Regions from separate parts of the Homo sapiens genome. Here region 1 is linked to region 2. A link is a contact called in ENCODE Hi-C or POLR2A ChIA-PET data. All regions are on one chromosome and are shown on one strand. Each heading gives the region's core, a stretch centred on a gene start or an enhancer-like site at or near the end of the contact. The rest is flanking DNA. Distances are from core to core; before and after follow the strand shown. Region 1 holds the start of TLCD1 (TLC domain containing 1). Region 2 holds the start of DHRS7B (dehydrogenase/reductase 7B).

Evidence for each region. A loop is a pair of places that touch in the nucleus more often than their neighbours do. ChIA-PET counts read pairs that join two places held with the same protein, here RNA polymerase II (POLR2A). Pooled maps may share reads with other maps.
Region 1: a loop to region 2 is called in a pooled map, with 2.8 times the contacts of the local background. The contact joins the promoter of TLCD1 here to the promoter of DHRS7B in region 2. A Hi-C loop is called at or near these places in 1 of 50 pooled maps. POLR2A ChIA-PET finds 5 or more read pairs at or near these places in 2 of 52 experiments (activated T-cell and activated naive CD4-positive, alpha-beta T cell).

The regions. Positions count from the first base shown.
Region 1 is chr17:28,724,889-28,728,639 of GRCh38, reverse strand. It overlaps TLCD1 (TLC domain containing 1), which reads left to right and starts at 2,407. Exons shown (of 4, transcript NM_138463.4): 1 at 2,407-2,736; 2 at 3,077-3,159; 3 at 3,254-3,336; 4 at 3,747-3,751. The coding sequence starts at 2,543. RefSeq lists enhancers at 1,424-2,147, 2,148-2,871, 3,039-3,088, 3,209-3,508, 2,872-3,595 and 2 more and a silencer at 2,099-2,628.
Region 2 is chr17:21,125,357-21,128,995 of GRCh38, reverse strand. DHRS7B (dehydrogenase/reductase 7B) reads right to left here and starts at 2,032. Exons shown (of 7, transcript NM_015510.5): 1 at 2,005-2,032. The coding sequence starts at 2,024. RefSeq lists an enhancer at 1,711-2,370.

The sequences.
Region 1 (3,751 bases), core at 1,158-3,657, 7.6 Mb before region 2:
CGCCGTCACTTTTCCCCTCACGACCCTGCCCCACGCAGTGTCCAAGAATAGGGCAAGAAAATAGGGCGCGCCCGCAATGGCGGGCACGGTACCCGCCCCTCCCACACATATACCCAGCCCTTGTAAAGCTTGCTAGACTAAAAGGATGTCGCGTTCCCGAGAGTTAAACCCCACAGGCCGGGAAGGGGTGGGAAGAGAAGATTGACCCCCTTCTTGCCCACGAGTGACGCTATTTCAGGAGAAAGCGGGTTCTCCTTGGCACGCAAACGATAAACACACCCAAAACGACCGAGACCAGCGCTCCTGGGAGAAGGCAGCAGGGTTGGTTTCGTGTTTGCCTGGGGAGGGACGGGGGAAATCCCAAGTCGTGCAAGTTGATTCACCTGAAGAGGACATGACACGGTCTCGGGCCGTCCCGACTAGTGAGCGCCGCGCTCGTCAGCACTCTCAACTCCCCTTTCACACACGCGCTGCAGGAGGGTAATCTGCCCTCAGTGCTCATCTTCCCATGGGGGAAGATGGGGGCGGTAGTGGGTCAGTACCTGAAAGCATCAAGGGGAGAAGGAAAGACCGCGGTTTCGCCGAAATGAGCTCAAGGCAAAAGCCTAGAGGCAGGGGGCTGGTTAGTGTGACCAGCTAGGCTCTTTACCGGAAGTGAGGTTAATTCCAGGTTCTCCCGGGCTCCTGCTCTGCGGGAGCTCTAGAAAAACTCAGTATTCGGCCAGGCGCGGTGGCTCACGCCTGTAATTCCAGCACTTTGGGGAGGCCGAGGCGGGCGGATCACCTGAGGTCAGGAGTTTGAGACCAACCTGGCCAACATGGTAAAACCTCGTCTCTACTAAAAATACAAAAATTAGTTGGGCACGGTGGCGCGCGCTTGTAATCCCAGCTACTCGGGAGGCTGAGGCAGGAGAATCGCTTGAATCTGGGAGGCGGAGGTTGCAGTGAGCCGAGATCGTGCCATTGCACTCCAGCCTGGGCGATAGAGTGAGCCTCCATCTCAAAAAAAAAAAAAGAAAGAAAGAAAACATCAGTATTCAGGAGGAGGATGGTCACTAGCTGAAGGTTAGCGTCCCTGTATCAGAGTGGGCAAGGGGTGTGAGGAAAGGGGCGTTTTATCTTCTGCCCCTGTCCTGGCTCTCGCAAGGGTATCCAAACCCACCCACGTGGAATGACTGCTGGAAGGGCGCTGGCTCAGGCCGGTGTCGGCCGGCGGACAGAGCAGCTCTGTGAGCCAAGGGGAGGGGCGGGAAAGCCGCTCACCCAGGACACCCGTGTTCTCACCTAGAAACCGACTGGGCTTTGGTTGACTTAAGAGTCCCACAGGGGTTAATGTGTAACCTTGGAGCCATAGGGGAGGAAAACACTCAAACGGCTTGGTCCCTGGGTCCTTGCGCCTCAGGTTTTCTCGGCTTCTTCCTCCCGCCCGCAGCACCTTTCCCCTCCCCCGCTTCTTCCCGCCCCTCCTCTATTACTACCCTCTTCTCCCTCCCCGCTCTCATCTCCGCTTAACTTCCCTCGCTGGCTCTCAGCTGCTCCTCCTTTCGCCCAGAGTTTATACCTAAACTCTCCCCGAAAGCAGCTGCCTCGCTCGGAGGCGGGAGGGGGAGCCCGCGCCACAGTGAGGGCAGGCTGACACCTAGTGGCTAGGAGCCGCAACTGCTGCAAGCTACCGGCTTGGAGAGCGCGGGTCACTCCAGCTGTCCCGGCAAATCGGAGGTCTTGCTTGCCCAGCCTCCGGGGAGCCGGGCCGAGGGCCGGGACTGTCTGAGGGAGGACTGTGACAGCCGCCCGGCCCCAGGAGTTTAAGAGCCGGCGGGAAGAGGTGGCGATGGGTTACTCAGCAGTTCCCAAGTGCCCACCTCGCGGGCGCGGGAGGGACAGGTAAACACGGGACTCCGGCCAGAAGACTGCGAGTGGTGCGGTAGGGGCACTGGGTCTGCACGGAGACCACTGTCGGACGCGGGGCTCCGGAGCCCACCCCAGGACCAGGACTTAGGGGGCGTGGGCGTGTCGGGTCCCGTCCAGCTCTGCGCAGAAAGTAGAGGGCGGAGAGAGCTCTCGCGGTACCCGCCCAGGGCGGGGTAGCCGGTGGCCCGGGGAAAAGTGGGGACGCGGGTTAATGAGGCCAGGCGAGCGAGGGCAGCGGGGACTCCGTCGGCAGTCGGGAGGCGCCAGCGAGGGGTGTCTCGGCGACGACGCCCCCAGCACAGCTCCTAGTTACCCGAAGTCCGCGGGAGCCGGCCGGTGGCCGAGAGGCCACGGGGACACCCGGCTCGCGCGGCAGCAGCGCCTGAGGGGCGGGGGCAGGCGGACGGGGCGGGGGCAGGCGGGCGGGGCGGGGGCGCGGGCGGCTGGGGGCGGGGGCAGAGGCCTCGCAGGGAGGGCGAGGAGGAGCCAAGGGGCCTAGAGGGCTTCGCCAACTGTGTGGGGCTGGCGGCCGGCGGGAGAGGCGGCCGGCCTGGACTGGCCCGAGAGGGATCCCGGTTCCCAGAACAGACCTAGGAGGCGGCCTCGAGGGCGGACGGCAGGGAGGGCCAGCATGCCCCGACTGCTGCACCCCGCCCTGCCGCTGCTCCTGGGCGCCACGCTGACCTTCCGGGCGCTCCGGCGCGCGCTCTGTCGCCTGCCCCTACCCGTGCACGTGCGCGCCGACCCCCTGCGCACCTGGCGCTGGCACAACCTGCTCGTCTCCTTCGCTCACTCCATTGTGTCGGGGATCTGGGCACTGCTGTGGTGAGTGAGCGACTGTGGAAATGAGGTGGCCAGGGGATCCTGAGCGGGGAGCCGGGGCCGGCTCTTGTGTTACTACCCCCATCGCTCACTGGCGGGCTGAGGCCACGCAGTCTCACCTGATCCCGTTTGGTATCCTATCCAACCAAAAGCCGCAGTGGCCCCAGGGGAGGGGGATCGCCCCTGGGAAACTGGAGGCTCTTGGGTTTTGCCCAGCCACTCTTAGCTTCCCAGTCAGCCACTAGCGCGAGCCCAGGATCCCCCGGGGCTGCGAAGGGTAACCGAGAAGTTGATGGTCCTTGAGGGTGCCGAAATGCAGAGCCTCCTCTTCCCTCCTTTCCAGTGTATGGCAGACTCCTGACATGTTAGTGGAGATTGAGACGGCGTGGTCACTTTCTGGCTATTTGCTCGTTTGCTTCTCTGCGGGTAGGTCTTGCCCAGGAAGCGGGAGGCAAATTGGGGACAGGGAGAAGGAAGCTGCTTGTTCAGTTCATGATCTCTTGCCCCATCCCTCCACTAGGGTATTTCATCCACGATACGGTGGACATCGTGGCTAGCGGACAGACGCGAGCCTCTTGGGAATACCTTGTCCATCACGTCATGGTAAGAGAGAAGCAGACTATGTGGTATAGGCCTGGTGTCAGTAATCTAGTCTCAGCTCCGTCTTTCTGAATCTGGGAGAAGGCCGTGTTTTCTTACCACCCACCCCCGACCTGTGTGCTACTTCTTATGCTAGGATGCTGGAGGTTGGCAGTCTGTACTTGTTCACTGAGGCCAGCAACCCATGGTTTCACTGCCTCTTTAGACTGAACATCACCCACAGCCAGCTGTGAGCAGCAATCAAAATCTAGTAATGTTGAACTAACAAAACAAAGCATCTTACCCACTATAAACTATTATTCCAGGGGGAAATTTGGGATTTTCCAGCCCTCAATCTGATAGCCACACCCCCCAAACTTCCAGGAAAGCGTCTGCATCTGGGTTCCCTAACTCCTATTCTTTCTTCCCTCTAGGCCAT
Region 2 (3,639 bases), core at 783-3,282:
CTAGGTTCTGGAGTGACATGGCATTGGATCGGCCTTTACTAGCTCTATGCCTTTGTTGTTGTTTGTTGTTGTTGTTGTTGTTGTTTGAGACAGGGTGTCACTTTTTTTTTTTTTTTTTTTTTAAGACGGAGTCTCCTCGCTCTTGTCGCCCAGGCTGGAATGCAGTGGCGGCATCTCGGCTCACTGCAACCTCTGCCTCCCAGGTTCAAGCGATTCTCCTGCCAAAGCCTCCCGAGTAGCTGGGATTACAGGCGCCCACCACCACGCCCGGCTAATTTTTGTTTGTTTGTTTGTTTTGAGACAGAGTCTCACTATGTCGCCCAGGCTGGAGTGCAGCGGCGGGATCTCGGCTCACTGCAAGCTCCGCCATCCGGAGCACGCCATTCTCCTGCCTCAGCCTCCCTAGTAGCTGGGACTACAGACGCCCGCCACCAAGCCCAGCCAATTTTTTTGAATTTTTTTAGTAGAGACGGGGTTTCACCGTGTTAGCCAGGATGGTCTCGAGGTCCTGACCTCGTGATCCGCCCGCCTTGGCCTCCCAAAGTGCTGGAAATACAGGCGTGAGCCACCGCGCCCAGCCAATTTTTGTATTTTTTAGTAGAGACGGGGTTTCACCACGTTGGCCAGGCTGGTCTCGAACTCCTGACCTCAGGTGATCCGCCCGCCTCAGCCTCCTAAAGTGCTGGGATTACATGTGTGAGCCACTGCGCCCAGCCAAGACAGGGTCTCACTTTGTCACCCAGACTTGAATGCAATGGCGTGATCTCGGCTCACTGCAGCCTGTCTCCCAGGTTCAAGCAATCCACTTGCCTCAGCCCCAACAAATAGCTGGGACTACAGGCGTGTGCTACCTTGCCTGGCTAATAGCTCTATGCCTTTGGATAAACTTCTTAACATCTCTAAGCCCATTTCTCCCTCCATAAATAAAAATTATAGTTCCTATGATTAGGGTTATTACAGGATTGAATAATTCAGTAAAGGGATTAGTACAGTGCCTGTAACATAGCAAACACTCAAAAAATATCAACTATTATTAAGGAATGGAGAAAAGGGGACATGTACATGGTAGGGAAGGCATATTCCACACCCTTGGCAAAGGCACAAACATAGCTTCCATTATGCAAACACACCGTTGCAATCGGCAACAGTGTAAGCAAGAATTCTGCTTACTAAATGTATGAGTGTGTGAAACCCAAACGTTACTTCAAAAGTAACTTCACGATTCTCCAATCACTACATGGAAGGTTTGGAAACTGAAAAAAAGAGCATTATGTGGCTACCATTTGTTGAATACCTACTATGTGCCAGACACCAGCTGAGCACCTTGCACGCGCAGTCTCATTTACGCTTCACAACAACCTTATGAGTGGGCTTGTTACTCCCAAAGTTACAGCTGAAGAAACACTCAGAGTTTAAAACATTTGCCCAAAGCCGCACAGCCAGGAAGCCGCAGAGTAAGTATTGGAAGAGCAAGATATCTCAACCAGCCATTCCCGTGGACGCTCGAGTCAGCACCCTCCTCCTGCCTTCTGAAAAACCGGACTTCCTTTGCTAGTCCTAACTCGCCGTCACTGGCTAAGGTGCCACTGGCCCCCAGCGCTCAACCCTCGGTCCTGCCACTCGCAGACGCTGCGGAGCCTCCCCTACGTCGCGCAGAAATGTGGGAATAAACAGGTTGAAGCCAGGAGCCCTGTGGGCGCGAGGCCTTTCACACACAGCGCCCGGCGCGACACCCATTCCCAGCAGCGGAAACTGGACTCAAGACACCTCGGCGACAGGCGGGTTTCCCCGCCACGCACTCGCCGGAGCCAGGGCTCTGGTCCCAGCGCCTGGGCTGAGTCTTCCTTCAGAGTTCGGCGTCGCGGGGATCCGGAAGCCGCCCAGGGCCCGCGGCCTTAGCTCGACCACTACACCGCTTCCCCTCACCCAAGCCGGGGCGTCGCCTCAGCTCAAGGCCAGACCCTATCGCCTCATCTCGGAGGTTCCTTCTTCCCCAGCCCCTACCTGGTAGCCGGAGAGACCATAGTCAATCAACTTCATCCTCCCGCCTCGGAAGTGACGTGTACGCAGCCGGCGAGGCTCCGTCCAATCCCAGCATTGAGGCTGCGCATGCGCGTTGGGTGGGCGTCCCTCAAGGTGTACACAGGACCCGATGGACCCGAGATCTGATAGGGTCCACCCGCATAACTACAGTGCCTTCATCTTCCGGAGGGAAATTCCGAAGGTCGTGGTTGGTGTTCCGTGGACTTCCGGCGAAGAACACAGTTGGAGAATTCACGATACAGTTATCAAGATGATTATAATGCCACAGTAATCAGAACAGTGTGATAACTGGCACAAAGGTAAAAACAATGAATGAAAAAGAGAGAGACCAGAAACAGACCTGCAGCTATGTAGTCACTTTTTCCTCCTACAAGTAGCCACTGTAATGCAATAAGAAGAGTTTTTTCAATATATAGTGCTAGGTCAATTGAAGGTCGATTGGGGGGAAATGAACCTTGACTCCTATCTCAAGTAAAATAATTCTAGACGGATGGTAGACCTGAATGTGAACAATACAACTCTAGACAATAAAATCGCAGAATATTATGACCATAAGAGAGGAAAATAACGTGTTAGCAGAACACAAAAAGTGCCAGTCCTAAAGGAAAAAGCTGATAAATTGGGTGTCTGTAACTATAAGACACCGAAAAGACCCCATTGAGAAAAGGGAAAGACAATAGAACAGACAAGATATTTGTAATACATATATCTGAAAATGAATTTTATTCAGAATATGTACGTACTTCTTGCAAGTAAATTTTTTAAAGGACCCGAAGTGATTTAAAAAAAAAAAAAAAGCATGAAAAGAGGATATTGAGAGAGTAAAGGGCAGAGGAAGGAAGGGGCAGGGCAGAGGAAGGAAGGGGCGGGGGGACTCTTATCGTTCAAAATCATAAGATGGCAAATGTGTGTAAGGTGGAAAATCTCCCTTTCTGTTCTCCAGGACCCACTTCACCTCCCCCTAGGTAACGATGCTATTAGCTATGTGTGTCCTTCCAGAGCCAGTTTATTCATAACCAAGCAATTATGTATGTATTCAGCACCCCCTTGTTACACAAACAATAGCATTCTGAAACGTCCTTCTGTTTCTTGCTTTTATTAACTTTAGCGAATTAATATATCCTGGAAATTCTTACAGATATTCACAAAATCTGAAAATGGGAAATTTTATTTTTAACTAAATATTTATTTTTGACGTTTTCACAAAAGTTTTTATACCTTTCTGGCCCCTCTCCATTGTTCTGGAAACTCTAGATTCCTGCTTGCCAATTCACAAAGTTTGAATATCCTTGTAGCAAACCCAATATGAACCGTAAGGCAGAAAAATAGGGTCTGGAGACAGGGAACCTAAGGCCAATTCACGCTGACTTCCTAGAACTAAATCAAAAGGAAAACCCGAACTTTCCATGCCCAGGTAACAAAAGGAACAGAAGCTAGTCCCTTTGCAACCTGCCCCGCTTTTCTGCCTGGCAGATGAAAAATTGAAGGTACCTCTGATTGGTCCCCTCTTGCAACCAATCAGGCTGATCACAGGCCACTACTTCTTTTACATAGAGTGTACACCAAGTAACCAACGGGAACCCTCTAGAGGGTATT